3 separate regions of the Homo sapiens genome follow, and all the other regions are linked to region 1. A link is an interaction called in ENCODE POLR2A ChIA-PET data of the cell type or tissue named here. Cell type or tissue: HepG2. All regions are shown on one strand. Each heading gives the region's core, and the rest is flanking DNA. Links, peaks and the distances in the headings are about the cores only.

Region 1 (10,154 bases), core at 2,825-7,824:
TTTGTTAAGAAAGTTCAAAATGTAGGGTACTAATGTTGCCATTACTGAGAATGATTTTTATTTTTGCCTAGTGGCGCAGGGACATCACAGCCTTGTAAGTCTCCTTACAAAGCTGTGCAACCTCAGTGAATTCTACAGATGACCCTTAAGCAACACGGGTTTGAACTGCGCAGGTCACTTATACACAGATTTTCTTCAGCCTCTGCCACGCTGAGACACCAAGGCCAACCCTCCTCCTCCTCCTCCTCAGCCCACTCAACATGAAGATGATGAGGATGAAGGCCTTTACAATGATCCGCTTCCACTTAATGAAGAGTAAATCTATTTTGTCTCCCTTATGATTCTCTTAGTAACATTTTCTTTTCTCTAGCTTACTTTAATGTAAGAATACAGGGCATAATACATATAATAGGCCGGTGCAGTGGCTCACATCTGTCATCTCAGCACTTTGGGAGGCCGAGGCAGGCGGATCACGAGGTCAGGAGTTCGAGACCAGCCTGGCCAACATGGTGAAACCCCGTTTCTACTAAAAATACAAAAATTATCCAGGCGTGGTGGCGGGCGCCTGTAGTCCCAGCTACTCCGGAGGCTGAGGCAGGAGAATCACTTGAATCCGGGAGGCAGAGGTTGCCATGAGCTGAAGTCACGCCACTGCCCTCCAGCCTGGGTGACAGAGCCAGACTCTGTCTCCAAAAAAACAAAAAAACAAAGAAACATATAATAAACAAGATGTATTAACCAACTGTTTATCAGTAAGGCTTCCCGTCAACAATAGGCTATTAGTAGTTAAGTTTTTGGGGAGTCAACACTGACGTGTGGATTCTTAACTGCTCTCCTAGCCCTCTGCTGTTCAGGGATCACCTGTGTTTCTTGTGCCCTGCGTTCTTTCACAACTCACTGGTGCTTGTCTCAGCCAAGTCTCTTGTGGAACACTTGCACGACAATAGTAATAAATGCCCTTCCCCTAAATGCTAAGAAATGTAATGAGCTCAAAACTTACAGCTGGGTTTCTTCTCCATAAACTGTCTCTTACAATAGATGACACAGAGGATGAGCAGGGCCAGCAGGACGGTGGCCAGAGCGCTGCAGATAACGGCAGCCAGCGCCGTGTCCCGTGGGCTGGAGGCCGTGGACGCGATCTTCACGAGGTTGACCTTGCTGGCACCTGAAACCACAGGAATGGGGTCAGCATGCTCTGAACAACTGCAGATGCAGTGTTTATGGCGAAGCTGGCAGGCACCCTTACCAGTGGCCTTCCCATGCTGTGAGAAAACTGGCATGAGATATTTAAAGATGGCTCAAGCACCCCCTCCACCCAGAAGATGTCTTTAATGGGACACCTTTACCCGGCACCCCACAATGTGCAGGGTGTCCCTCTCCTCTGTTCCCAGAGCGCTACGGACACACAATCCTCAACACATTGTGTTACTAGAATCTGCCTTCAGCTCCACCAGAGCAGAATTCTTTGTGAGCTGGGGGTCTGTCATCTTTACCTCTGGTTGCCCAGTACTTGGCATGTGGCAGGGAACTAATGTTTTGTACTTAATTGGAATTACACCATATTTTTAAGCAGACTGAATGCATGTATGCTTTTTGGGGCAACTTTAGGGGAAAACAAGGAGTTGGATCATCCAGAACCTTACAGTAGACCCCAGTTTTTGAGACAGTAAACATCTCTGAATGCCTTAGCTGTTAAACTACTGGAAAACATCTAAGTTTTGGAGAAAAGACTAATACTGTTATTACACTATGGAAAGGCCGGCATAGTCATGTGCTAAGAAAGTCAAGAAATAGATCTTATTTTAGAGGGCAGTACTGCTTTGTGGTTCAGGGCAGATTCTGAACCCCATGGCCTGGGTCAACCTCTACCTGTGTGACCTTGAGACACTGACTGGAATTTCAAGTTGCCATCTGTTCAAATGGAGGTAATAATAGTGACTGGCTCATGTGTTATGTAAAGTGTGTGGGACTGGCTGTGCTGTAGAATCATTAGCCACTGTAATGATGATGATAGTAATTACCATTTTAAAACTATCCTGAGGGTACCAGGATAAACAAACTCATTTAAATCAGAGATCTATATCTAGTGCAGTTAAACAGCATATCCTACTTAACTAACCCCAAAATAATGAGAGAAATGGATTTAAAAGGGGCATGAATCTACACAGAGGGGCAGTTACATTTTCTCTTTCCCAAGCAGATGCCCTGAGTGAGCTGAGGGGCCCTCACTCTGCTTCCCCGGCAGGTGCTGCTCACCACAGGAGCCTCCCCTCGACTGAAGATTACTCCAGGTAGAGGTATAATGTGTGCTTCACATGTCATTTCAGGTTGTCTAGGAACCACATTTAAAACGTAAAAGAGAGGCAAGGTGCGGTGGCTCATGCCTGTAATCCCAGCACTTTGGGAGGCTGAATTGAGAGGATCCCTTGAGCCTATGAAGCTGCAGTGAGCTGTGATCGCACCACTGCGCTCCAGCCTGGACGACAGAGCGAGACTCTGTCTCAAGAAAAAAAGAAGAAGAAGAAGAAGAAGAAACAGGTAAAATTAACTTTAGTCTATTTTACTTAGCCAATATATCTTAAATATTGCATTTCAATATGTATTCAATATAAAAATTATTTATGACATATTTTGCGTTCTCTATTTTGTATTAAAATTTTAAAATCCGGTGTGGTTTTAAAGACACAGCTCATCTGAATTCAGACTAGCCACACTTCAAATGCTCAGTAGCCACATGTGGCTAATGGCTATCATAATGGACACTGCAACTCTAGAGATTGAAGGTCTGTGTCTATATTTGTACAAGATGGCACCTAAACACAAGCCAATTTGTCATCTGGTGCCTTTCTCCTTCTCCCTGGCTACACACCCCTCACTCCCAATAAGATCGTATGACACCTGAGACTACAGCCCCAGAGAGAAACACTTGGGTTAATATTACTGAATCATAAAAACAGGATAGCAGGAACTATCATCTTGGAGCATGAGTCTTGGTATTTCCAGTCTCAGTGATTCTAGGCCACACATATAAAAGTCTCTTATTGCCATCTGGGAAGGCACACACACCATATGTTTTGGGCTTAGATGAATAAGGCTCATAATCCAATCATACATTTTAAAGGACATTTATTTGTAAACATGTTTAATATTCACAAAATATATTTCATCACTTCTAACTCTATAGAACACTATAATAAGCAAACGGCACACACTAAATGTTCATTATACAGCAAGCTAAAAAAAATTACAACCCTGACCTGATAGAGATTAAATCTAATCTGAAACAGCCTCTATCACTGGACAGAGTCACAAAAGGCCATATGAGCACAAGCACAGCTGTGCAAACACTGAAAATGCATAACTGGAGAGGAACTTGCATCCCACGCAAGTTGAAATAGCAGCCACAGAGAAGGGGAAGTGACTTGGAAATGAAAGCATTATCCATCTGGACCAAATGGTGAAGCTGTGGGAAGCTGTCATTTACATTGGTGAGGAAGGCGTTCACTTCAGAGGGAGAAGAGTCTCCTTAGCTTAAATTTTTGCTCAAATAACCCAGCCCTACACAATATGGGGTTTTGGCAATAGCTGTCGTAAAAATGAAGCTTAATACATGATTTGAGTGGAGGACTTCAAAGTTCTCAACTGTTGTAACCATTAAGCTCATCAATTGACACAAAACTGGATATTCAGAAAAATCCTGGTAAGAATAGGGATTTTGGGTTAAAGTAGTATCATAATTAGAGTCCTTTAAGTTCTTATTGTTTAAAATCCTTCTATAATACATTCGTCAACTTATTTTCCTTAATATAAAAGGAACTGTCTCTAACTTACAGATAGGTTAAAATGTCCCAAAAGTGGAGATTTTCTTCTTAATTTGGTGGTTTGTAACTCAGGATTTATGTTCTCTAAACGTGTCTTGTTAACACATATCTAATACTATAGGGCACAATACTGTAATGTCAATGATATATAGTTGCCACAGTAATATCAATTTTAAAGGAAAAGTACATCCAATATGCCCCTTCTCCACACATTTCCCCAGGCAGTGACATCTAAAGATGAACAAGAAAAATATACAAGTTTTACTTCTTGATTTTTGACACCTATATAACAACAGGCATCTTATTGATCCAAACACCCTCAGAGAGTGCTCATGGGAAGTAGGGCTCTGGAAACTGCCTTCTTGATTCTTGTTTATATGTATGAGTTTATGGTAACACTCAGAGCAAACATTCTTTTTTTCTAGGAAATGGGTTCGTCATTTTTAGTTCATCATTTTTAGCTTTGTCACATATAGCAATGCAGACATAAATAGGAGATTGAACTGAATATCATTTGATTTTAGAACAGCTCTAGAAACTAATTCTTTTTAGTTTCTAGTAAAAAAACTATTTTCTTATAATTCTTTATGACTTGAGCAGCAAAAAACAAAAACAAAAACAAAAACAAAACAAAACCAAAAATAAGGGGGGGGGGCAGATTTATACTAGCTATATAAAGTGGCTTCCACTCTATAAAGTTTTTGTTAATTGAGATATTGCTGATAATTCCTAAGAAAAGAACTTATCTACGCTAAAGGAAAAGGTATTGTTTTGCTAACCTGTGGCAATGATACTGAGATGAAAGATTCTTTCCACTCACATGCCTTGACTAAATGCCCCATTCTAGTTCACTAAGCAGACTGAATGCCAGCCAGGAATTCTGCCCGTATCTTATTAGGATTCCGAAAGTACTTCTGAAGAAGTGGAAATAGGAAGGTCCACATGCCTTGGAAAGTTTTTAACTTTTCTGGAATACAAAATATTTCTTACTCTAACCAATTAAGTTATTAAATTCCACCATAATGTTAGCACTACCCTTTAGCAATTTACTTCAGAGCAAGGATTGTTTTCTTTCAGCTTAAATTTTACCTACATTACATGGGTTCACTTTTATATTATGCATCTCCTTAGGAGTTCAACTCAACTGAACAATTATGTCCTGAGTGTCTATTACGAGTACGACATCCTACAAGGCATTAAAAAAGTTTGAGGAAAATCTGAATAGAAGAAAAGGAAATGGAGGTCTCCAGCAAAATCTGCCAAGTGTTTTTATAAAGTCCCATCTGAACTTCTTTGGAGTAGACCAAGGTGCAGAAATCCATATCCTCTCCCCACATTGCATCCCCTAAAGAGCTTCAAGCATAGCTGGAAAGCCTTGAAACACATCTATTGGAGAGACTTGTCACACTGGACAAAGGCAAGAGCAACTTCTCAGATGCTGCAAATGAGGAACCTATTTGCAAGCCACAGAGGTGGCTAAAACATGGACACTAGCTTCTGTAGACACAGCTTCTAACACACCTTCAGTGCCTCACCCTCCTCACTAGGTAAAGTGGTGAGCGTTCATTGATGAGCTTCATTTGATACCCAAGAAAATCAAGACCTTGAGTCACATGCTCAAGGTTACACAGCAAAGCAGAGGCAGCTTGAAAACTGGATTCAGGCCTTCTGAGCCCCTCTAGTAGACCGCACTGCTCCACAGATGCAGGTAGCTTCTGAGATCAAAACATTCTGTTGGGTAATGATAACCAAAGTACAGCTCATGTTTGTTTATGTAAGGGCCCTGCTCATTTCTGTGGGGAGAACTCAGCCAGGCCACAGAGCAGTCACAGGGCTTTCCAGACTGCAGAGCTGCCCCAGTGTGCATGGCAGCTGGTTCCGCAGGAGTTCACCTGCCCACAGAGATGTTCGGGGTCCTCCGCCTTCCCATTGGTCTTGGTGTCTGCATGACGGGCCACTGTGATCAGACGTGGGGGCAGTAAGCATGCTGAGCAACGTCTGGGTGTCCTGGGGCAGGGGCGGGGGGCATTCTGTGGAGGTGACTGCATCTGGAAAGGGCCCAAGTAGGGAGGGAAATGGGAAAGGATGTGCACAGGCAGTCACAGCTGGACTCCGCCTGGGCTTGCCAGGCTCCCTCCTCTGCCTTCTACTGCTACTCCCTACTTGCTTAACCTCTCCAACTTCCTACTATGCAATGTTTAAAAACCTGCTCAACAAAACATCCTTCTTCCTGGAGAATTTTCCTAACAAAGGGCCCCATTCAGGCGGGGCTGCTTGGGAGGAAGGGAACTGTTGTCCAAAACCTGGCTCTTGCCACTTTCCACCCTGGCCACAAACAAGACTTTTTTTCACAGCTCTTAATCTCAGTTTCCTCCCTGGGCAAGCTCCTCACGCAGACACCAAGACCCACTGAGGCAGAAGGGCCTGAACATTCTATTAGGGCAGGTGAGCTCCTGCAGAACCAGCTGCCAGGCACACTCCAATAGATCTGCTGCCCAGAAAGTCCCATGGCCACTGTGGCCTGGCTGTGCTCTCCCTGCAGAAATGAGCATGGCATTTACATGAAAGATGAAGTAGGATACTTGATTTCACTACTCTGAAATTTTCTTTCCAGTCTGATCTGCTCTCTTGAACTTCAGAGTCATGCATCTCACAGCCTACTTGGCACCTCCACATGGATAAAGATGCATCTCAACTCACCATGTCCAAAGCACGTGCCCCCAACTACAAGCAAATCCCTCAACACACTCCCTGCCCCTCCCACAGATCTTCCTCACCTGTCAGTGCCTCTGTCCACAATGCTCCCCTAGACTGCCGCAAGGACTGCACCTCAGCTGCTGGAGTCCTTCCGCAATGTCACCACCTCAGTGAGGCTTCCCACCAATCTATTTACAATTGCAGTTTCTCCCCAGCACTTCCTACCCACTGCCCTGCTTTCTCTTCCTTCACAGCACTGACGATCATCTGACATTTTGTATACTTTACTTGTTTGGTTCACTGTCATTCTCTCCCAAGGTAGGAGTTGGAGATCCCACCCTGCTTCTCAAACACACCCACCAGGCTCGTCGTTAAGCTAGGTCCAGCAAGAAGCCACACTGCAGCTGAGCCTGACCATATCCAGGTTAGAGTCAGTGGGGACGAAAGTGGGCAGAAGGGGTGTGGGTTATGTGTGGGTCAGCTTCACTTAGGGAGCCATTGCTTGACCTAGACTTGCCCCTCACTGTGAGCTGGGAGGTGAATGCAGCAGCCAAGCCTTGATCCTCTGTGGGAAGCAGATGTCTAAGGCTGGCTTAGCACAGGGGGCAGGAAGCTGGGCTCTGAGACATCCTGACGCAGAGCTGCTTTCCCAGGCTGAACTGCTAAATACGAGACAGAGAAACTTCTATCTTACTTAGGCCACGATATTTCTGGGTCTCTTTGTTACAGCAGCTTAGTATTTATCCTAGCCAATTACATCTCCCACAGAAAGGACAGGGAGTTTTGCTTGTATTTTTAACATCTATAAGGGTTCCTGGCACACAGCTGGTGCCTGATAAATATGTGTTAAATGACGGAATGAATGAATGTCTATGAAATAAAAGGAAAAATCCCAAGTATTCCAGAAAGATGACTTAATGGGGACTTGTCCAATCAATAAGATGAGATTATGCCAATGATGTGTTCATTGGTTGTCTAATAACCTTCCACCTTGGGCTATGTCGCTAATGACAATGCAGATGGAAACAGCTGGAGCAAAGAACAGTTTTGTTTGCATGCACTTAGTTTTTGCAATTAATCAGGCCATGCATGAGAGAGCAAGGGTGGCTCAGATATATATCAATAGAGAATCCATGTAGACCATTGACCACATCCTTGGAATGAATATCAAACAAAAACTTAGCCTTCTCTAGTCCATTTTAAGTAGCGCTTCATGGAGTCATCACAGAAGGATCTTATTATATGCCAAATGTAATCTTAGTTAACAATCTATATAAAATGATGACTGATTTATAATGAATGCCCAAAGAAGAAAACGGGAAGACCTTCAGGAGGTGAACCACTTCTTCCAACACAAGTGCTTTGGTACCAATTTCAGGAACTATCAGGTGAGCTGGATAATGGGGACAGTTAAGCATTCACATCATTTTACCAAATTAGTCGTATTAATCTGACATTTTTACTTACTCCCAACAGTAGACAGAGGTATGGAGAAAACAGTGAGTGCCTAGAGAGCAGTTAACCACAGGAACCTATATTTGTCTTTTGTACAAAAGTTAGCTGAATTATCATCAACACCATCACAGCTACCATATAACCACAAGTGCAGGGGCCAGCCCCTACATACCCACTTTCTGGGCGCTGTAATAACCCTGTGCAGAAAGGATCTCATAGATGGAGAAGTTGATATGTATCTGTACATACTTTTTAATGCCAAACAACCATTAGGTGGCTGGATCTAGATCTGAGCTCAGGTTAGTTTGACTCTTAAAACTTATGCTTTTTTTTTTTTTTTTTTTTTTTAGCATGTTATGTTCTTTCCAACCATTTAGAGTAAAAAAAAAAAAAAAAAAAAAGACTATAGTGTGAAGGATTACTGGTTCAGATTCTGTATAGACCAGTATATTCTAGTTAATCAGCTAACACATACAATATAGCTTGACCTAATTTAAAACACAAGCATGACTTTACAAATCCAACCTGTTTTATCTAAACCCTAGATTAAGGAGGCTATTGAATTTTATTGCAGTAAAAAACAACATATGGCTTATAAACTTCATTTTATGTGTTATTTTAAAGCTCTATGTGGTATCATAAAATGAGCATTAAATAAATGTAGTAGGGAAGATCAAGTTGTAAATGAACTAATTATGCTTTCTGTCTGGGCTTCCACCTTTGAGATTTCATTAACGCCTTATGTTTTCATTAGAGAGTTTAGCACATGAAAATAACACATCTGGTTTCCTTCTGTATAACATATCACTCTGGCAACTCCAACATAATTGGAAATGCAAGCATTTTTACTTATTGGTGACTATGTTTTGACACATGCAATTCAATTAGCAATTAGCAATAAGTACTGGAATATAAGCACAAAAATGAGACATTTAAAAATATTTTTCACTGAAATATTTTATCTTTGACCTTCATATTTGCTTCAAGTAAACTACAATTCAATCCATTGCTTTCTGTGCTCTTCTACCAGCACCAGTACCATCAAAAAGCCCAAATCAAATAAAAGTTTAACAAAATTAAAACCTGATGATGAATCTATTTCTAGTCATGCTCTTTAAAAAATTATTAACAAAGAGCTCTCTTCAATCTTAATTGAGACAAGCATACAGTTCTGAAGTGTAAGCTTTATCTTGTTAATCTAAACTGGTTAAGCAAAAATATCTATGTAACACTCAACATACAAATTCCAGATCTACCACTATAGAGTCTGCCAATAAACAAAATAGTTGAATTTGTAAAATACACTTTATACCAAGCACTCTGACACTGGATACATGTGAAAGAAGAAGGCTTCGTCATTTATGTTTTTTATATTTTAGACTTTAGTCTTAGGACTATGTTTCTTTTTCAATAACCAAAAGAAATATTATTTCCAAAAAAAGCTTGTTCTGTTTGCTCTTCCATTTATATCCATAACTACATTTTTTAAATTGAACTGATTTAAAATTATAGTAAAATAGACATAAGATTTACTATTAAGAAGCTGAATACATTCACAATGTTATGCCACCATCACCACTAATTCTAGAACATTCTTATCTCCCCAAAAGGAAACCCCATACCCATTAAGTGGTCACTCCCTTTCCCCCATCCCTGCAGCCCCTGGCAAGCCCTAATCTGTTTTCTGTCTCTATGGATTTGCCTATTCTGCATATGTCATATAAATGGATATACAGTATTATACAGCCTTTTATGTCTGGCTTCTTTCACTTAGTATAATGTTTTAAAGGTTCATCCACAGTGTAGCTTGTATCGGAGCTTCACTTTTTAATGACTGAATAATATTCCATTGTATAGATACACCACATTTTGTTTAGCCATTTCTCAGATGATGGACATCTTGGTTTTCCCAGCTTTGGCTCTTGTGAATAGTGCTGCTATGCACACTCATGTACAAGATTATTCCACATATTTAAAAACATTCCACAAAGATACATTGTACTTGTTTCACCTGCTATCAAAAGATACATTATTGCCATTACACTAAAGATTATGTTAATTAATAAGTCAGTCAAAAATACTTCCTAAGCAAGAGCTAGGGGAAGAATGGAGGGATTTTATGCCAGAAGAGCTGTTTGGGGTCAATTCCTGTAGGGATTTACAGCTGCAGTGAGAAGTCTG
Region 2 (10,154 bases), core at 1,879-6,878, 96 kb after region 1:
GCAGGAAAATGCAAAAGGAGGCACTAAGAAACATCTTCAGAATAATACTACCACTACCAAAAAAAGATCTGCGCTTCATCAGGAAGTAAGTTAGATAAAGACAGGCACGCTCTTAAAAATTGATTCAAGAAATGCCTATCTAAATAAAGTCAAAACATTTAATAATGCAACCACCCATCCAATGGAAGGGCACCCAGCACATAGTTGGGGCATTAAATACACAGAATAGTTAGAGTAACTGGTGAAAATCAGGAACCCACAAAATCTATTTTGGAGGAAAAAGGGAAAATAAAGTGGTCCTGCTAAATAAAATTGAACTGTAGTGTCAGGAGGTAATATAGATGGAGAATCCTTCAATTTCAGAGAATGAGAAATAAGAGAATGTTTACAAATACAGCTTATAGTATATTTTGAAAAGAAAATTCCTAAGGCCAAATTAGATTTTTTTTCTCCTCTAATACACGATAGAAAATAAAGGCAGTTTTAACTGTGTCAGAAATCCTATTTGGCACCATACTCAGCTTATCATAAAATTGCTTTGTAAAAACTTTTTGTTTTGAGATAATTTTAGATTAAAGAGGAATTGCAAAAGTAGTAGAGGACGTTCTCATATATCCTCCACCCAACTTCTTTGTATGTGAACAGGTTACATAATTATAGAACAATTGTCAAAATACTAATCTTGGTACAATACTGTCAATTAAACTACAGAATCTATTCAGAAGATTTACAGTGAACCATTCTATGGGTTTTGACAAATGCACAGTCATGTGTCCATCACCATGGTTCCATCACCCCCAAATCTCCTCATTCTGTCTCCCTTTATATTCAACTCCTCCCCACCTTTGTTTGTTTTAAGATGGAGTCTCGCTCTGTTGCCTAGGCTGGAGTGCAGTGGCACAATCTCAGCTCACTGCAACCTCTGCCTCCAGGGTTCAAGCGATTCTCCTGCCTTAGCCTCCTGGGTAGCTGGGATTACAAATGCCCGCCACAATGCCCGGCTAATTTTTGTATTTTCAGTAGAGATGGGGTTTCACCGTATTGGCTAAGCTGGTCTTGAGCTCCTGACCTCAGGTGATCCACCCACCTCGGCCTCCCAAAGTGCTGGAATTACAAGAGTGAGCCACTGCGCCTGGCCTCCTCCCCACCTTTCTAACCTCTGGAAACCACTGCTCTGTTTTCTCTCCCTGTTGTTTTGGTCTCCCTGTGTCAGATTGCTAAGTCATATATGTGAAAGATATAGGTTGTTTTATGAGAATCTTCTGAGCTGTTTTCCAAAGTGGCTGCACCATTTTGCGTTCCTTCCAGTTATATATGGTATTCTTTCTTCCTCAGGTATCAGATTATTATAAAGCATATACTATGGCACAGTTGCTATTTCTCATCAGCAGAAATTGACTACTTATGGAACATTCTTAAGTTTATCAAGGTTACTTCCTATCTGCTGCCTGAGTCTCAGAGTTTAGTTTATATTTATTTTCCAGCTTTATAGGTAATTGAAAAGCAAGTAAGAGATACATATATTATTGGATGTAAATATAAGAAATTTTATGAGAGGAAACTGTTTTAGTCAACTTTTTACCTTCCAGTGTCCTAGTTAGGTAGGCAGATGGCCTCTCACATGGGGTGGCCTTGGCTTGAATTCCAGTACTTATGTGTGAACTTCTGAGTATGAGTAAGTTACTTGAAACTTCAGCTTTCTTGTTTCTAAAATGGGGATGATAAGAGTACCTACACCGAGGGTTCTTGTGAACACCAGAATAGTACTGACATGCAGTAAGCATGGAACACACTTTAACTCTCAGCTATTTAAAGTGTTGCTAAAAAAAATAGCCTTGTCATCTTTGATTGTAGCAGGTGAGAAAAAATTGTTTCCCATCGGAAGAGAAAGTCTCTGTAATTCTGTTTTTTCTAAGCATTTCTCGTGTTGAAACAAAAAAGATATTTTGCATTTTGGCAAACAACATGTTTCATAGCATTTGAAAGTGGAATTTCACTTTCAAATCAAAAGTTTGACTTTGAAAAAAATTATGTAAAATTAAATAGTTAAAGCAAGAAGCAAAAGCCTTATTCTCTATACATATGAGAAATCCGAAGTGTGTTAGGACGTTTTTCAGAGGGAATATTTTGTTCATGTTAAAATTCATTGTTACATATACACCATTCTTTAGATGAAGGTATGAAATTACAATTGAGATTCTCTCAAAATAGAGAGAGAGTACAAAGTTCAGTGGTTGACAGGGACCTTCTTACACAGGTATAGCTAGACAGTAAGCGAGTCTTCCACTATCGCAGGGGCAGGGAGCCCCAAAAGACAGAAGGATGTTTGGTGCTTGGTCCTTCAAGAGTACATGAGCCAGGGGTGTAGCAGAGGCAGGCATCTCCATGGAGACAGGAGGAGCACCTGGGAACACAGGAGAGGTGGTCTGTGTGTGGTGGGGCGGGGACAGTGTTGGGCAGGGCAACATTTTGTGATTCTGCTCTCCTGGAGTGGTGCGGCCTTCCTAAAGACAGAGCAGAGACCCGAGGAGCTGGGGAGACACAGGACTTCTTGCACTATGTCTAAGGGGGGGGTCATCTTGAAGGGCCGGTTGTGAAACAGGTGAATGGTAAATATCAACGAGCAAAAGATGGCGGAAGTCTCGCTGGTGAAGTCAGGAGAGTGATTAAAGGGGAAGAGCCCCAAGGCCCACTATACATGGGACTCCGGCAGGAGAGGCTGTGTGGGCAGAAGCAGAAGGTGTCCAGCCCTGCCTTGAATGTCTTGATGATATGACAGCTTATTTGGGGTCTCTAAGAGGCTGAGGATACTGGGGAACTCTCAGTTTCCACACGGTATTCTGCTTGACTAGCTGCCCTTTGCCGGGTGCTCTGCAGGCTCTTAATCAACTCCCCCAGTTCACAGGCCGGGAAACCAGGGGTCAGAAAGGCTATGTCACTTTCCAAGGTCATGTGGCTGAAATTGACCTCAGGCCTGTATGACTCTAGATCATACTATTTCACTATTATCTTCTGTTAATTAAATCAAATATATTTCTAAAAGGGTGTTTTAGTTTTCACAAGCACAGAGCTCTGCCACTGAAGTGTTAATGGCCTCTGTAAATTGCCCTGGGCTTCTTGGGCCACAGAAATCGGCTACAGGAGGCTTATGGACTCCCCCTTTTAAAAATGTTTAATTTCGAAGGCTGAGGCAGGAAGATTGCTTGAGGCCAGGAATTTGAGACCCCGAACTCTACCCAAAAAAAGTGGTGAGTGCCTGTAGTGCGTGGTGAGTGTTTGTAGTCCCAGCTACTTGGGAGGTTGAGGCAGGAGGATCTCTTGAGCCCAAGAGGTTGAGGCCGCAGTGAGCTGAGATTGTGCCACTGCACTCCAGCCCAGGCAACAAAGCAAGACATATCCAAAAAAAAAAAAAAAAAAAAAACCACGGTTTAAGGTTTAATTTCAAGCATTTTTTTCTTTTTTTGTGATTACAAAACAGCATATTTTATTATAGAAAATTGAACGATTACGGAAAAACAAAGTAAAAAAATTACCAATCTCACCCACAATTCTAATTTTCTTCTTTAAAAAAAATTATGTAAATTTAAATAGTTAAAGCAAGAAGCAAAAGCCTTATTTTGCGCCCAGAGGTAACCCCTGTCAACAGCTGTTGAACACACTTCCAGACAAATATTCTTTGGATTTGAGAACACGAGCATAGCTCAGCAACTCCTGCCGCAGCAGTTCTTCCTTACTGGCAAATACTGGAGAGAGGGAGGTAGCCGTGCTGTGCTTTCTGCCAAGGGTGTTCTTTCTCTCTTATTTATTTAACCTTCTCGTTGGTATCTTAAGTGCTACTTCAGTGTGATATTTAATACGTGAAATGCGTTTCTGCTGCTTTATCTCACAATTGTATCTATGTGCAAAGCTTTATGAAACAAATACCTCTGACAATCACCCCCTTTGTTGGGAATGTCTCTGACACTGGGGGAGAAATTGCAAAATAAGATGCTGTCCTCAAATGAGGTTCCTAAGAAGAAAGGTCTCTTGTGTTGGAACTAGAATAGAAATTGCACCATTTCCTCTCTAAAGGTCTAGCATGAAAAGAGAAACATGACTCAGAGATCAGCACATCAGAGCAGGAGTCTGTAAGAAAAAGTCAAAGGACATGCGCACAGAGAAGGCGAGCGCCTTCCTCCTCCCGACTGTTCCAATCCCATAGCACACGTCCACGCCGCTGAGCCAAGAGGGACATCTCCTCAGTGTATCTGTGCCGGTGTGTGCACACCCCTCACAGGCACCTCACACATACCACACATCCACAGACATGCAAACACAACATATACACATTTCACACACATACACACCTCACATACACCTCACACACACCACACACCACACACACCACTCACACACATACACATACAAATACACCATATACACATTTCACACACATAGCACACCTCACATACACTTCACACATAACACACACCACACACTACTCACACACATACACATACAAATACACCATATACACATTTCACACACATAACACACACACACCACACACCTCACATATATACACATACAAATACACCATATACATATTTCACACACATACACACCTCACACACATACACACCTCACACACATACACTTCACACACACACCACACCATATACACATTTCACACATATACTCACCTCACACACCACACTCACCTCACACACATACACACACACCATATACATATTTCACACATATACACACCTCACACACACACCACAGGCACTCCTCACACACCACACACCTCACACACATACAAATACAAACACACCACATAAACATTTCACACACATACACACATTCACACGCATACATACGCAAATACCTCCAACACATACACACACCTCACACACACCACACACCTCCCACATCTCACACCTCAACCCCCCACACACCTCGCACACACACCACACACACCTCACCCCTCACACACACACACCTCACACACATACACACACACCCCTCAAACACATACACATACAAACACACCACATACATATTTCACACACATATACACCTCACACATACACACCACACACTTCACACACCCCATACTTCACACAGACACACACCTCACACACCACACACATACCTCCCATACCACACACATGTATGCGAACACACCTCACACATACACCACAAATGCACCTCACACAGACCTCACAAACATACACCACACACCTCACACACTATACACACCTCACACACCACAAACACACCTCACACACCACACACACAAATAGACCACATACACATCTCACATATACACACACACCTCACACACACACAAACCACACACAGACACATCCAGACCACACACGCCACACACAAACCCACACACCTCACATATATATACACACACCCCACACACACCATGCAGACATGTAACACACCCACCTCACACACAAACACACCATACACATGCTACACAAACTCACACTAGTGTCTCCTTGTTTCTAACAGCAAAATCAAGCCATCGAGTCACCTTCAGAGTACTTAGCCTCTGTGCTGGAGGGTTTTCAGTGTTTGCATGCCTTCTGATGTCAATATTTTTAGATGATTGTTGTTAAGGTATAAATGATTTCTTTACACGTGACAGTGCAGCCTGAGCTCTCACCTTGGGATAAAGTCTCCAATTTAATTCACTGGATACATGCACACACATACCACATACCACATACACACTTCACACCCCACACCCCATGCATCACACATGTACACACCACACAAATACCACACAGAAACACACCACGCACATCACACAAACACTTCATATACCTCACACATGCACACACACACCTCTCACAGACACACGTGCACACATCTCATACAGACACCCCCTATACACCCCACACATGCACACACACCTCACACTATACACACATGCTACACAAAGACACGCTCCACACAAACATGCCACACACACCACACACACACAACTCACACACACATCTCACATAAACACACACTTCACACACCACACACGTACAAATGCCTTACACAGAAACACACACCTCACAGACACCTATCCCTCACACACTTCATACAGACGTATACAGTCACACACACAACACACACACCCCTCACTCACACACTATACACACCTCACACAGGTACACATACCACACGTGCCATACACACACTCAAGCACATGGACACTTTTTTTAAACAGGTGCTTATAATATCCTCTACTATATTGTTTTATAACCTACTTCTGTAGATTAAAGATATCAGAATGCTAGCATATTTCTTTATTGGTAGACATTATTTCCAACCGGTTATGGTGAACGACATCATAGTTCATACCTTTGTTGAGTGTGCTAATATTTATACAGGGAAAATTCCTACAAGATTGCTCGGTTTGATGGTGTGCACATTTGAAATGATATGGCACTTCCACTCTACTCTCAAAAAGGTCGGATCAGTGGATGATATTGCCAGCAGTGTGTGAAATGAAAACACGTTGTGGACGCAAAACCTCACCTTTGCTAGCATTGAATTTTATCAGTATTTTCAAATCCTTGTCAATTAAATAGGTGAAAATATTATCTCATTGTTTTAATTTGATTAATATTATTTTAATTTGAATTCTTTATTAGATTATAAGTGAAGTTAGACAATTTTTCAAATATTGACTGGCCATTTGTATTTCCACTATTACGATTTCCTATCTCTTTTTCTATTATTTAGCATGTTCTGACTGATTCGAAACAATTTTATTTATTTATTTGAGACAGAGTTTCATTCTTTTGCCCAGGCTGGAGTGAAGTGGCGCCATCTCGGCTCACAGCAACTTCTATCCCCCGGGTTCAAGCGATTCTCCTGCCTCAGCCTCCCTAGTAGCTGGGATTATAGGTGCCCGCCACCACGCCCGCTAGTTTTTGTATTTTTAGTAGAGATGGGGTTTTGCCGTGTTGGACAGGCTGGTCTCGAACTCCTGACCTCAGGTGATCCACCCACCTCAGCTTCCCAAACTGCTAGGATTATAGCACCCGGCTGATATTTATGTTTTAAGTAATAATGTAGATCTCATATATTTGCAAATATTGTCTCCCAATCTGCTGCTTGCATTTTAAGCTTGTGTGTGTGTGTGTGTGTGTGTGTGTATGTATATAACACAATCAATCAAATAGATTATTCTTGGCTCATGGTCTACTATTGTTCACGTACAGACTTTTTTTTCCCTGATTTGTTTTATTTGTTGTATTGTATTATATTGTATTTTACTTCATTTTGTTTTTCCTTCCATTCTCATGTTGAATTTTGTTTTCCATTCCCTTCCCCCAGTATTACTCATGTGCATTTTACATTTCTTTTTCCCCTAATTTCTGGATTTTGTGTTAGGATTAGGAAAGCCAGGACTTCTCTGAACTGGAGTCTCCTTGTCGGTAACAGCAAAATCAAGCCATCAAGTCACCTTCAGAGTACTTCATTTATGTGCTGGAGGGTTTTCAGTGTTTGTATGTCTTCTGATGTCATTTTTAGATGATTGTTTTTAAGGTATAAATGATTTATTTACACGTGACAGTGCAGCCTGAACTCTCACCTTGAGATAAAGTCTCCAATTTAATTCAGAAGTGCACTAGCTCATCACCTTTCCTAAGAGGGCAAACAAGCATTTCCTTCACCATGCCCCAAAGTCTCAGCCCCTTTGAATCCATTTTCCTTATGGTCACCATTAAGAATCATCTAAAATCTCCCACAAGATCCTGTCATTCCCTTTACCTATAGGGTGGAGCCCACACTTGCTTACACAGGGGCATGTCGTCTCCCCTCCACTGAGCCTCCAGCCTGGTTCCTTTGCAACTCTGAGCTTTGTATTCCACAAACCCTATATTGTTTCTCAACGTGCACCCAATGCCTCGCACAGTGCCCAACACAGGGAATACCTAAGGGTGGCATGTACTAGGCACCAAAAGAGCATTTGTTGAATGAATAAACAAGCGAGTGTGGATGCATGCATTTAGTTCCCTGTGTGCTGGCCTCTCCTCTGTGCCTTCCTGGCACTGCTTCATCCAACACCTCCTGACCCCCACGTCTCCTTGCTCTCCTTCCTGCCCAATTCTGTCCCATCCTTCAAGTCCTCCACATATGAGGAGCTGGTGATGCACAGGGGATTGCATATTTGTCATACATTGACAGCGAGATTATAAATTGGTACAGGACAATGTGGCTGTATTTTTGCATTCTAGTCTTGGGAATGCAACCTACATGTGCAAGGGTAATTAAGAAGACTGTCTTTATTTTTTTTTTTCCCAGAGACAAGGTCTTGCTCTGTTGCCCAGACTGGAGTGCAGTAGTGCAATCATGGCTCACTACAGCCTTGACCTCAAGCAATCCTCCCACCTCAGCTTCTGGAGTAGCTAGGACTACAGGTGTGAGCCACCACACCTGGCTGACTTTTTATTTTAGTGTCAGAATCTTGCTATGTTGCCCAAGCTGGTCTCAAACTCCTGGGCTCAAGCAATCCACCCACCTCTGCCTTCCAGGTAGCTGGATTATAGGAGTGAACCACCATGCCCAGCCATCCATTTCAACATTATGTGTGTATTCACCTTTGCTCTCAGTAGAGAAACTTGGAGATTAGAGAAAAAAATATCGCTCATGGTGCCATTTGCCCTGATGGCTCATGCAGAGGAGTTCTCAGCTAACTAACGTGGGGACTTCATGATGGAAATTCGGCCAGGAGAGAGCCTGGTGCACCTTTGACTCAGTTCAGCCAAGGTGATTGTTTTGTAAGGAGTACAGTCTGGGTCAAAGTGACAGAAGACGTGGGGTTGATAACAAATTCCTCATGTAGATTAATGGTAAGTTATGTTTTCTTTAGGTACTTGGGGGATTAATCAGCCTTAGCTTCACTGGTGGAGAGACAAGCCATGCCTGTTTGTGTCCCTCCCCCTTCCTTGGCACAAGGGCTTGTGCATTTTCCAGAGACACCAGCATGACACAGAGAGAGGGAGGCTGCACTGAGTCATCATCTGTGTCCTCCAGGGTGGGGCTGATGCTCCTGAGAAAGGTGCGGACAGGGGAAGGGAGGACTAGGGGAGGAGAGGAGGCATCAGGGATACCTATCCAGAATGTCCTCCGAAGGACCAAACAGAAAGACATGGACCCTCTTGTGTGGAACAACAGAGGGAACACACAAACGAACAACTCTTTTTTTTTGAGACGGAGTTTCACTCTTGTTGCCCAGGCTGGAGTGCAATGGCGCAATCTCAGCTCACTGCAACCTCTGCCTCCCAGGTGGAAGCGATTCTCCTGCCTCGGCCTCCTGAATAGCTGGGATTACAGGCATGCGCCACCATGCCTGGCTAATTTTGTATTTTTAGTAGAGACAGGGTTTCTCCACGTTGGTCAGACTGGTCTCGAACTCCTGACCTCAGGTGATCCACCCACCTCAGCCTCCCAAAGTGCTAGGATTACAGACGTGAGCCACCACACCCAGCCACGAACAACTCTTGACCGCCACACCCCTCCATTTCCTCCCCTTTCTTGCCTTTAACACTGAAACACTTTAGGGTACTTAAAATGCCTCCTTAGTCTTTCAGGGGAAGTATTACTCAGGTACTCTGGAGGCCAATGTGTATTTGATCAGAAGAAGGTCTTAGGATCATACTGTTTTTTTTGGAAACAGCATGGGCCCTCATCCATGGTTTTCTGAAAAGCACCAGGCAGCCTGCTGTAGACCACCGGGTGAAGAGTGTGCTGGCCAGTGGAGGATCCCAGACCCCAGCGGCTAAATGGACGACCTCAATGACCCATCCCCATGTTCCCTGGGGGACAGGCAGATAGCCCCACTGGGACCAAAATGAGAGGAGAGGCTGTCTTCCAGATTACGTTAGCAATTAATAAAAATTAGAAACAACCTAATTGTCTAAAAGCCGAGAACAGTTAAATTGCAGAAATACATACTGTGTAGCTATTTTAAAAAATGAACTGGTTACGTAGGAAGGATGTGTATTTTTTTGAGTCTTTTAAAAAGGCAAGTTGCATGACAATATGTATGATATAAACCCATTAAAAACTCTATAGGAATATTTATTATGTATTTGTATATATATGGAGAGAAGTAGGACAGAAGGATGCTTAACAACCGAAAAAAAAAGACT
Region 3 (10,154 bases), core at 2,513-7,512, 120 kb before region 1:
TACCTATAAATAGGGCATTACCCTATTTATAGATGGGGAATCTATAAATTATCTTGGGCAGTATGGCCATTTTCACGATATTGATTCTTCCTATCCATGAGCATGGAATGTTCTTCCATTTGTTTATATCCTCTTTTATTTCCTCGAGCAGTGGTTTGTAGTTCTCCTTGAAGAGGTCCTTCACATCCTTTGTAAGTTGGATTCCTAGGTATTTTATTCTTTTTGAGGCAATTGTGAATGGGAGTTCACTCATGATTTGGCTCTCTGTTTGTCTGTGATTGGTGTATAAGAATGCTTGTGATTTTTGCACATTGATTTTGTATCCTGAGACTTTGCTGAAGTTGCTTATCAGCTTAAGGAGATTTTGGACTAAGACAATGGGGTTTTCTAAATATACAATCATGTCATCTGCAAACAGGGACTATTTGACTTCCTCTTTTCCTAATTGTATACCCTTTATTTCTTTCTCTTGCCTGATTGCCCTGGCCAGAACTTCCAACATTATGTTGAATAGGAGTGGTGAGAGGGGGCATCCCTGTTTTGTGCCAGTTTTCAAAGGGAATGCTTCCAGTTTTTGCCCATTCAGTATGATATTGGCTGTGGGTTTGTCATGAATAGCTCTTATTATTTTGAGATATGTCCCATCAATACCTAATTTATTGAGAGTTTTTAACATGAAGGCTGTTGAATTTTGTCAAAGGCCTTTTCTGCATCTGTTGAGATAATCATGTGGTTTTTGTCTTTGGTTCTGTTTATATGCTGTATTATGTTTATTGATTTGCATATGTTGAACCAGCCTTGCATCCCAGGGATGAAGCCCACTTGATCATGGTGGATAAGCTTTTTGATGTGCTGCTGGATTCAGTTTGCCAGTATTGAGGATTTTTGCACTGATGTTCATCAGGGATATTGGTCTAAAATTCTCTTTTTCGGTTGTGTCTCTGCCCGGCTTTGGTATCAGGATGATGCTGGCCTCATAAAATGAGTTAGGGAGGATTCCCTCTTTTTCTATTGATTGGAATAGTTTCAGAAGGAATGGTACCAGCTCCTCCTTGTACCTCTGGTAGAATTCAGCTGTGAATCCGTCTGGTCCTGGATTTTTTTTGGTTGGTAGGCTATTAATTATTGCCTCAATTTCAGAGCCTGTTATTGGTCTATTCAGGGATTCAACTTCTTCCTGGTTTAGTCTTGGGAGAGTGTATGTGTCAAGGAATTTATCCATTTCTTCTAGATTTTCTAGTTTATTTGCGTAGAGGTGTTTATAGTATTCTCTGATGGTAGTTTGTATTTCTGTGGGATTGGTGGAGATATCCCCTTTATCATTTTTTATTGCGTCTATTTGATTCTTCTCTCTTTTCTTCTTTATTAGTCTTGCTACTGGTCTATCAATTTTGTTGATCTTTTCAAAAAACCAGCTCCTGGATTCATTGATTTTTTGAAGACTTTTTTGTGTCTCTGTCTCCTTCAGTTCTTCTCTGATCTTGGTTATTTCTTGCCTTCTGCTAGCTTCTGAATGTGTTTGCTCTTGCTTCTCTAGTTCTTTTAATTGTGATGTTAGGGTGTCATTTTTAGATCTTTCCTGCTTTCTCTTGTGGGCATTTAGTGGTATAAATTTCCCTCTACACACTGCTTTAAATGTGTCCCAGAGATTCTGGTATGTTGTGTCTTTGTTCTCACTGGTTTCAAAGAACATCTTTATTTCTGCCTTCATTTTGTCATGTACCCGGTGGTCGTTCAGGAGCAGGTTGTTCAGTTTCCATGTAGTTGAGCAGTTTTGAGTGAGTTTCTTAATCCTGAGTTCTAGTTTGATTGCACTGTGGTCTGAGAGACAGTTTGTTATAATTTCTGTTCTTTTACATTTGCTGAGGAGTGCTTTACTTCCAACTATGTGGTCAATTTTGGAATAAGTGTGATGTGGTGCTGAGAAGAATGTATATTCTGTTGATTTGGGGTGGAGAGTTCTGTAGGTGTCTATTAGGTCTGCTTGGTGCAGAGCTGTGTTCAATTCCTGGATATCCTTGTTAACTTTCTGTCTTGTTGATCTGTCTAATGTTGACAGTGGGGTGTTAAAGTCTCCCATTATTATTGTGTGGGAGTCTAAGTCTCTTTGTAGATCTCTAAGGACTTGCTTTATGAATCTGGGTGCTCCTGTATTGGGTGCATATATATTTAAAATAGTTAGCTCTTCTTGTTGAATTGATCCCTTTACCATTATGTAGTGGCCTTCCTTGTCTTTTTTGATCTTTGTTGGTTTAAAGTCTATTTTATCAGAGACTAGGATTGCAACCCCTGCCTTTTTTTGTTTTCCATTTGCTTGGTAGATCTTCCTCCATCCCTTTATTTTGAGTCTATGTGTGTCTCTGCACATGAGATGGATTTCCTGAATACAGCACACTGATGGGTCTTGACTCTTTATCCAATTTGCCAGTCTGTGTCTTTTAATTGGAGCATTTAGCCCATTTACATTTAAGGTTAATATTATTATGTGTGAATTTGATCCTGTCATTATGATGTTAGCTGGTTATTTTGCTCGCTAGTTGATGCAGTTTCTTCCTAGCATCGATGGTCTTTACAATTTGGCATGTTTTTGCAGTGGCTGGTACCAGTTGTTCCTTTCCATGTTTAGTGCTTCCTTTGGGAGCTCTTGTAGGGCAAGCCTGGTGGTGACAAAATCTCCCAGCATTTGCTTGTCTGTAAAGTATTTTATTTCTCCTTCACTTATGAAGCTTAGTTTGGCTGGATATGAAATTCTGGGTTGAAAATTCTTTTCTTTAAGAATGTTGAATATTGGCCCCCACTCTCTTCTGGCTTGTAGAGTTTCTGCCAAGAGATTTGCTGTTAGTCTGATGGGTTTCCTTTTGTGGGTAACCCGACCTTTCTCTCTGGCTGCCCTTAACATTTTTTCCGTCATTTCAACTTTGGTGAATCTGATAATTATGTGTCTTGGAGTTGCTCTTCTCGAGGAGTATCTTTGTGGTGTTCTCTGTATTTCCTGAATTTGAATGTTGGCCTGCCTTGCTAAGTTCGGGAAGTTCTCCTGGATAATATCCTGCAGAGTGTTTTCCAACTTGGTTCCATTCTCCCCGTCACTTTCAGGTACACCAATCAGACGTAGATTTGGTCTTTTCGCATAGTCCCTTATTTCTTGGAGGCTTTGTTCATTTCTTTTTACCCTTTTTTTTCTAAACTTCTCTTCTCGCTTCATTTCATTCATTTGATCTTTAATCACTGATACCCTTTCTTCCAGTTGATCGAATGGGCTACTGAAGCTTGTGCATTCGTCACGTAGTTCTTGTGCCGTAGTTTTCAACTCCATCAGGTCATTTAAGGACTTCTCTACACTGGTTATTCTAGTTAGCCATTCGTCTAATCTTTTTTCAAGGTTTTTAGCTTCTTTGCAATGGGTTTGAACATCTTCCTTTAGCTCGGAGAAGTTTGATCATCTGAAGCCTTCTTCTCTCAACTCATCAAAGTCATTCTCCATCCAGCTTTATTCCGTTGCTGGTGAGGAGCTGTGTTCCTTTGGAGGGGGAGAGGCGCTCTGATTTTTAGAATTTTCAGCTTTTCTGCTCTGTTTTTTCCTCATCTTTGTGGTTTTATCTACCTTTGGTCTTTGATGATGGTGACGTACAGATGGGGTTTTGGTGTGGATGTCCTTTCTGTTTGTTAGTTTTCCTTCTAACAGTCAGGACCCTCAGCTGCAGGTCTGTTGGAGTTTGCTGGAGGTCCACTCCAGACCCAGTTTGCCTGGGTATCAGCAGCGGAGGCTGCAGAACAGCAAATATTGCTGAACAGCAAATGTTCCTGCTTGATCATTCCTCTGGAAGCTTCGTCTCAGAGGGGTACCCGGCCGTGTGAGGTGTCAGTCTGCCCCTACTGGGGGGTGCCTCCCAATTAGGCTACTCGGGGGTCAGGGACCCACTTGAGGAGGCAGTCTGTCCGTTCTCAGATCTCAAACTCCATGCTGGGAGAACCACTACTCTCTTCAAAGCTGTCAGACAGGGACATTTAAGTCTGCAGAGGTTTCTGCTGCCTTTTGTTTGGCAATGTCCTGCCCCCAGAGGTGGAGTCTACTGAGGCAGGCCTCCTTGAGCTGAGGTGGGCTCCACCCAGTTCCAGCTTCCTGGCCACTTTGTTTACCTACTCAAAGCTTCAGCAATGGTGGGCGCCCCTCCCCCAGCCTCGCTGCTGCCTTGCAGATCAATCTCAGACTGCTGTGCTAGCAATGAACGAGGCTCTGTGAGTGTGGGAACCTCTGAGCCAGGCGCGGGATATAATCTCCTCGTGTGCCGTTTGCTAAGACCGTTGGAAAAGTACAGTATTAGGGTGGGAGTGATCCGATTTTCCAGGTGCCATCTGCCACCCCTTACCTTTGCTAGGAAAGAGAATCCCCTGACCCCTTGTGCTTCCTGGGTGAGGCGATGCCTCACCCTGCTTTGGCTCACACTCGGTGGGCTGCACCCACTGTCCTGCCCCTACTGTCCGACGAGCCCCAGTGAGATGATCCTAGTACCTCAGTTGGAAATGTGGAAATCACCCGTCTTCTGCGTCACTCACGCTGGGAGCTGTAGACTGGAGCTGTTCCTATTCGTCCATCTTGGAACTGCCCCCCCCATACACCTTTTTAAATGTATTTGTTTTATGGTTTTTTGTTGTTGTGAATGGGATGTTTATCCTCCCACCTTTTTCTAGCTGATTATCACTGATACATAAGGAAGTTACTTGTTTTCATTTGTTGATTTTTGTGGCTGGAAATTCTAATGAAAACATACTATCTTTGATACCTGCCACAATTTCGGGGTTTTCTACATACACATCACTCACAACATTTGTAAATAACATTTTTGCTGCTGCTTTCCAATAGCTGTACGTTTCTGTTTGTCCTCAGCTGATTCAATGGCTTGAACTTTCAAACTGTTGCTAAATAATAATAGAAAAGGCAAACATCCTTATTTGGCATGTTTCTGGTTTGACCTATGGTTTGAAAGAGTGCTAGTGTGTGTACTTGAGAGAAGAGAACATTCCAGGATAAAGAGTGGGCATATTCAAATTAACAAGAAAGGATTGAGAAAGTTATGTGTGGAAACAGGTTGTACAAAGCTGAAGCTCTGTGTGGAGGAGTTACAACATGAGTAGAGGTGGCTCCTCTGAGGAGAGTGAGATTAATCAGATATGATGGATAATTCAGGCATACTGTAGAGTGTGGTGTTGTAGAATCAGGTGAGCTAGGCGTGAGATCTTCATCAGTAAGATGGTGATATCTAAATCACAGGACTATGACTGAAATAATGTATGATCAAAGCACTTAGCCCAGTGCCTGGCACCCAGTAAACACTAAGCAGATGTCATGTATTATTATTATTATTATTGTCAGTATAATAAAATAATGTAGAGCTTGAAAGGGGAATTGAAAAAAACGGGTAATTGACATGATAAAAATGGTATGTATAAATAAAATCAGTTGCACATAGGATGTGTCAAAGCAAGAAAAACAAATAGACCAAAATTGATGGGAATCTGTGTGTTCAGCATTCTTTCATTAGTGAGTTTTGAGGGAGTCTCTGCTCCCCAAGGCTAGCCATTGGCCAGGCCACCAGGGGTCCCCATGATAATGCACAGCTAGTTGCTTGAGCATGGTTATGGTGATTCGTGCCCCCAACAGCCTTCCATGACCATATGTGATTATTAATGTGCTAGAATAGTTTATCTTGGTGTCTTGCACACATCATGATTTGTAATGTATATATTTAATAATTATAAAAGAAAGCAGTTATTTGCTTTCTTTAACATACATTATCTTCAAATTCCTAACTTAGTGATGATGCAATCATTCTTTTCACATGTGTATGTTTTTTTGTGTCTTGGGGAAGCTTTGAAATACTTGCTGATTTATGGAGAGTGAAAAGTGAACCAGACTTTCTCAGAACATTTAGAAAAACTCAGACACTCAAAAGCTAAAATCAAACAGTATTTGAAATGATTTATACAATTGCAGCCATAACTTTTTCCCACTTAAGCCAAAGTACGTCTAAACAATCCTTTCATACTGCTAAGTCCTTTAAATGGAAGCAATAGATGTCTATAAATCAAATGATAGTTTACATTTATTTCATAACCACTTTTTCTAACCCATTTTCCCTCTTAAAACTTAGTATGTCCTCTAAGAAGTTGAACACTCTGTCCTGATTGAATTTAAATGAACATGAATAAAGAAATACATTAAAATATTTTAGAGAATAATATGCTGCCACAGTTAGTTTAGAGAAGCACAGTACTGAAGGCAAGTAGAGTAACACTAGGTGCAGTGGAGTTTGCTTATTTGAAATAAGGTAATTCAGCTCTAAGCTCATCAGTAGTGAGTAATAAACATGATTACTGCAGTGGAGTCAATCTCAAACTAGTCTATTGGACTAATCCTTGGAATTCACAAAACACTCTAATCTTATTTTTTAATAACTTCTTATCTCAAAATAGTTTATGTTCGTAAGTTGCAAAGTACCTTTCACCCAGCTTCCCCAGTGATAACATTCTGTGTAACCATGTGTACCGTCAAACCCAGGAAATTAACTGTGGTACAATACTGTAACACAGTAATCTGAATTACTTTCACATCCTCTATTTGTTCATTATGATTACTTCAGAAATTCACTGTCTTTTATTTTCTAGGATGGTGCATCTCAGAATGGTTAGCAAAACATAGTTTATAAGTTTAACCTACAACCTATGACTCCTTTTGTTCTGTTTAGATGATAACCAGATTTTAAGTGCATCATGAAGACAGGAACAACAGAAGCAAGATCAGTAGAGACTTGCACATCACTGGGACTTGCCCTGCATTCTGATGCTACCATGTTAGAGAAACACAAATACTTTAAAGTGCTCAGAGTTGAGAGCCACAGCAGCCATTGCTGTGTTTATGGTCCACTTGCCCCATGGGTAAAGTCAGAATAAGCCACGAGATCACCCATCTTAAGCATTTTCACCTGCCTTTATATCCTTGACTTCTCTTTTTACTTTAGTAGCACTGATTTTTTAATCTGTCCTTGAACTGTTTACTCACTGGCGTTTAAGCATTTTGAGCAAACCTGCAGTAAGAAATGCATTTTACATTATGATCTATTGTACAGATACATGTATGTACATTTAGGTGTATATGTACATATATGTGGGAGTGAAACTGAAACAAAAGTACCACAAATCTAAAGTTACCCTCTGTGCTGTGCACTATATATTTTCTGTCCCATTTTCTTCTTTTTTTTTTTTAATGCAGGTCACAAGCTACTGTACAGATTTTACAAACCATTAGTAGATACTGGTGCACAGTTTGAAAAATCTCCATGTTAACTTATCCTGCCCAGTGATTTTGCTTATTCTACTTTCTTTCCCAAGTCAACCATAAAACCTTTTTCCGATAGAGATGTTTTAGAACTAAATTATTTAGAACACTAAAACCACAACTTTTATTTAATCCCACCACCACTTCTCCTCATGTGTGTTAATTCATTTGAATGACATCTTTCAGGATGGATGATATATACATGTACAAGACAGTGTGAAAAATGATACAATGCAGTGCTGTGAGAACACTATTATAAATAGAGAAGTGTTGAATTTTGCCTCGTGGAGTCAGAAATGACCATTAATCTGGGCTTAGTTGCTTCTGCTTCAGATTTTACCCTAGCTTAAGCCACAGTAGGGAGGAGGGAGTGAGGAACAGGTAAGGTATGATAGAAAGTGGTTAGAGAATATATTAGTCCTGGTTGCTTGATGATAGGGAACTTGGAACAGAAGGGAGGGGCTGTTGTTTGGGGGTTGAAAATCAGACTGGGATCAAGTCCTGAAGAGTTCTTTATGTCTGCTCAGAGGCTTATATATGACTGGGGAGGGAATAGGGAGGCCTTAGAGGTTTGAAGTTTGTAAGCAGAGAAGTGACATGAGCAGATATAAGCTGCAGGCAAAAAGTTAAGGTTTCAGTATGGGTGATAGATGGGGGGTACAGAGATTGAAGGCAGGGAGAAAACAATCTATCCAAGAAATAGATGAAAACAAATAGAAAAATACAGTGAATATGACCATATACTTAAAAACATCTGTTTTTTAATCTGCTGGAATGATCTACATCATTTTGATAACATTTTATTCTTCTCTCAGCAACACATTTACCAAAAAAAATTCTTTTAAATATTTTATCCAGAGTTTAGTTGTTTCATTCAGGACTGTTGGAAATAGCAGACCCATTATGCTGATGAAACAGAAGTTCCTCCATTTGATTTATCTCTTCTTCCTGTGTTTTTGCTTTATTCTTGGAGATTGCCTTGATTTTATCCTCCTGCTCTTCCCACTGTTTTTGGTTTGGTTTTTGTTTTTGTTTTGGCAAGGATATTTTTATTTCTGGTAGCTGCTGCCTGTTCTTGTCTTCATTTTCCACAGCATTTTGGTTTTGTTTAATGAATGTAACTTTTTTTGGTAAGTAAAACATATATGCACATAGACCCTACGTACCCCAAAGGCCTTACAGTTTAGGCAAGAGGTGATGAGGATCTAAACCTGGGCATTGAGGATGAGTATGGAAGGGAAAAACTACAAGGAATATATTGAGATAAAATTATCAGGACTTCAGGATTGATTGGCAGTAACTGCGGATAAGGAATCAAGAGTCAATGCTGATCCCCAGCCTAAAAAGAGCACCTAGAAAAAGCCCACAGCTGACATTATACTCAGGGTGAAAGACTGAAAGCTTTCCTCTGAGATGGGAATAAGACAGCAATGTCTGCCATTGCCCCTTCTATTCAATATTGTACTGGTGGTTTTCACCATAGGAATTTGTCAAGAAAAAAATTAAAAGCATTCATATTACAAGGAAGAAATAAAATTATCTCTCTGCAGATGACATGCATGATCTTGTATATAGAAAATCCTAAGGAATACACACACACACACACACACACACACACACACACACACACACACACAGAGAACTGATAGGCTGGGTGCAGTGACTCATGCTTGTAATCCCAGCATTTTGGGAGACCAAGGCAGGTGGATCATTTGAGGCCAGGAGTTCAAGACCAGCCTGGTCAACATGGCAAAACCCCCCTGTCTCTACTAAAAATACAAAAAATTAGCCGGGCATGGTGGTGTGCACCTGTAATCCCAGCTACCAGGGAGGCTGAGGCAGGAGAATTGCTTGAACCTGGGAGGCAGAGGCCGCAGTGAGCCGAGCTCATCCCATTGCACTTCAGCCTGGGCAACAAGAGCAAAACTCCATCTCAAAAAAAAAAAAAAAAAAAAAAAAAAAGAACTGATAAACCAGTTCAGCAGGGTTGCATGGTATGAGATCAATATGCAAAAATTGTTTTTCTGTATTCTAGCAATAAACAACCTAAAAATTAAATTAAGAAGACCGTTCTATTTACAATAGCATCTGGAAGAGTAAAATACTTAGGAATAAATTTAGCAAAAGAAATTCAAGACTTGTAAAGTATAAACTGTAAAACATTATTGAAAGAAAGAAGACCTAAATAAATGGAAAGATGTCTCATGTTCATGGATTGTAAGACTTACTATTGTTAAAGATGGCAATACACCCCAAATTGACCTACAGATTTAACACAATCTCTATCAAAACCTCAGCTGCTTTTTTTTATAGAAAATGACAAATCTAATAAAATTTCTCACGGAAATGTGGGAGACCCAGAATAGCCAAAACAATCTTGAAAAGGAACAAAGCTAGAGGGCTCACACTTCCCAATTGAAGCAGTTACTACAGAGCTACAGTAATCAAGACTGTGTGGTGCTGGCATAAGGATAAACATACAGGTCAATGGAATACAACTGAGATTCCAGAAAAAAAAAAGCCATACATTTATGTTCAGTTGACAACTAATTGGGGAAAGAATTGTCCTTTCGAAGAATGGTGCTGGGAAAACTGGATCTCCACATGCAAAAGAATGAAATTGGACTCCTACCTTGTACTATATACAAAAATTAACTCAAAATAGATCAAAGACCTAAATTTAAGAGTTAAAACTGGAATATTCCTAGAAGAAAACATAGGATTACATACACATTTATGACCTTGGATTAGGCAATGGCTTCTTAGATACATCACCTAAAGCATAAACAACCAAAGAAACAGAAGATTTTTTTTATTT

Evidence for each region. Peaks named below come from ENCODE experiments on the same cell type or tissue, not always from the same donor. Only the 100,000 strongest peaks of a DNase experiment are listed, where the experiment ranks them.
Region 2: POLR2A ChIA-PET joins it to region 1 with 8 read pairs; 3 of 35 experiments call an interaction of 5 or more read pairs at or near these places.
Region 3: POLR2A ChIA-PET joins it to region 1 with 5 read pairs; 2 of 35 experiments call an interaction of 5 or more read pairs at or near these places.

What each region holds. Positions count from the first base shown.
Region 1 is chr13:23,650,061-23,660,214 of GRCh38, reverse strand. It overlaps TNFRSF19 (TNF receptor superfamily member 19), which reads right to left. Exons shown (of 10, transcript NM_148957.4): 6 at 1,001-1,165. Among named protein-coding and RNA genes, the nearest start is that of TNFRSF19, 85 kb to the right of the region's middle. RefSeq lists enhancers at 5,420-5,559, 5,800-6,301. In HepG2, for the core only: no CTCF peak of the experiment used is centred there; DNase peaks (open chromatin) are centred at 3,344, 5,584 and 5,914; H3K4me3 peaks cover 1,095 bases.
Region 2 is chr13:23,553,038-23,563,191 of GRCh38, reverse strand. No RefSeq gene overlaps it. Among named protein-coding and RNA genes, the nearest start is that of TNFRSF19, 12 kb to the left of the region's middle. RefSeq lists enhancers at 1,058-1,287, 2,518-2,697. In HepG2, for the core only: no CTCF peak of the experiment used is centred there; a DNase peak (open chromatin) is centred at 3,961; H3K4me3 peaks cover 685 bases.
Region 3 is chr13:23,773,929-23,784,082 of GRCh38, reverse strand. All of the region lies in intron 16 of MIPEP (mitochondrial intermediate peptidase), which reads left to right. Among named protein-coding and RNA genes, the nearest start is that of PCOTH, 110 kb to the left of the region's middle. RefSeq lists enhancers at 6,400-6,449, 7,230-7,279. In HepG2, for the core only: no CTCF peak of the experiment used is centred there; a DNase peak (open chromatin) is centred at 4,982.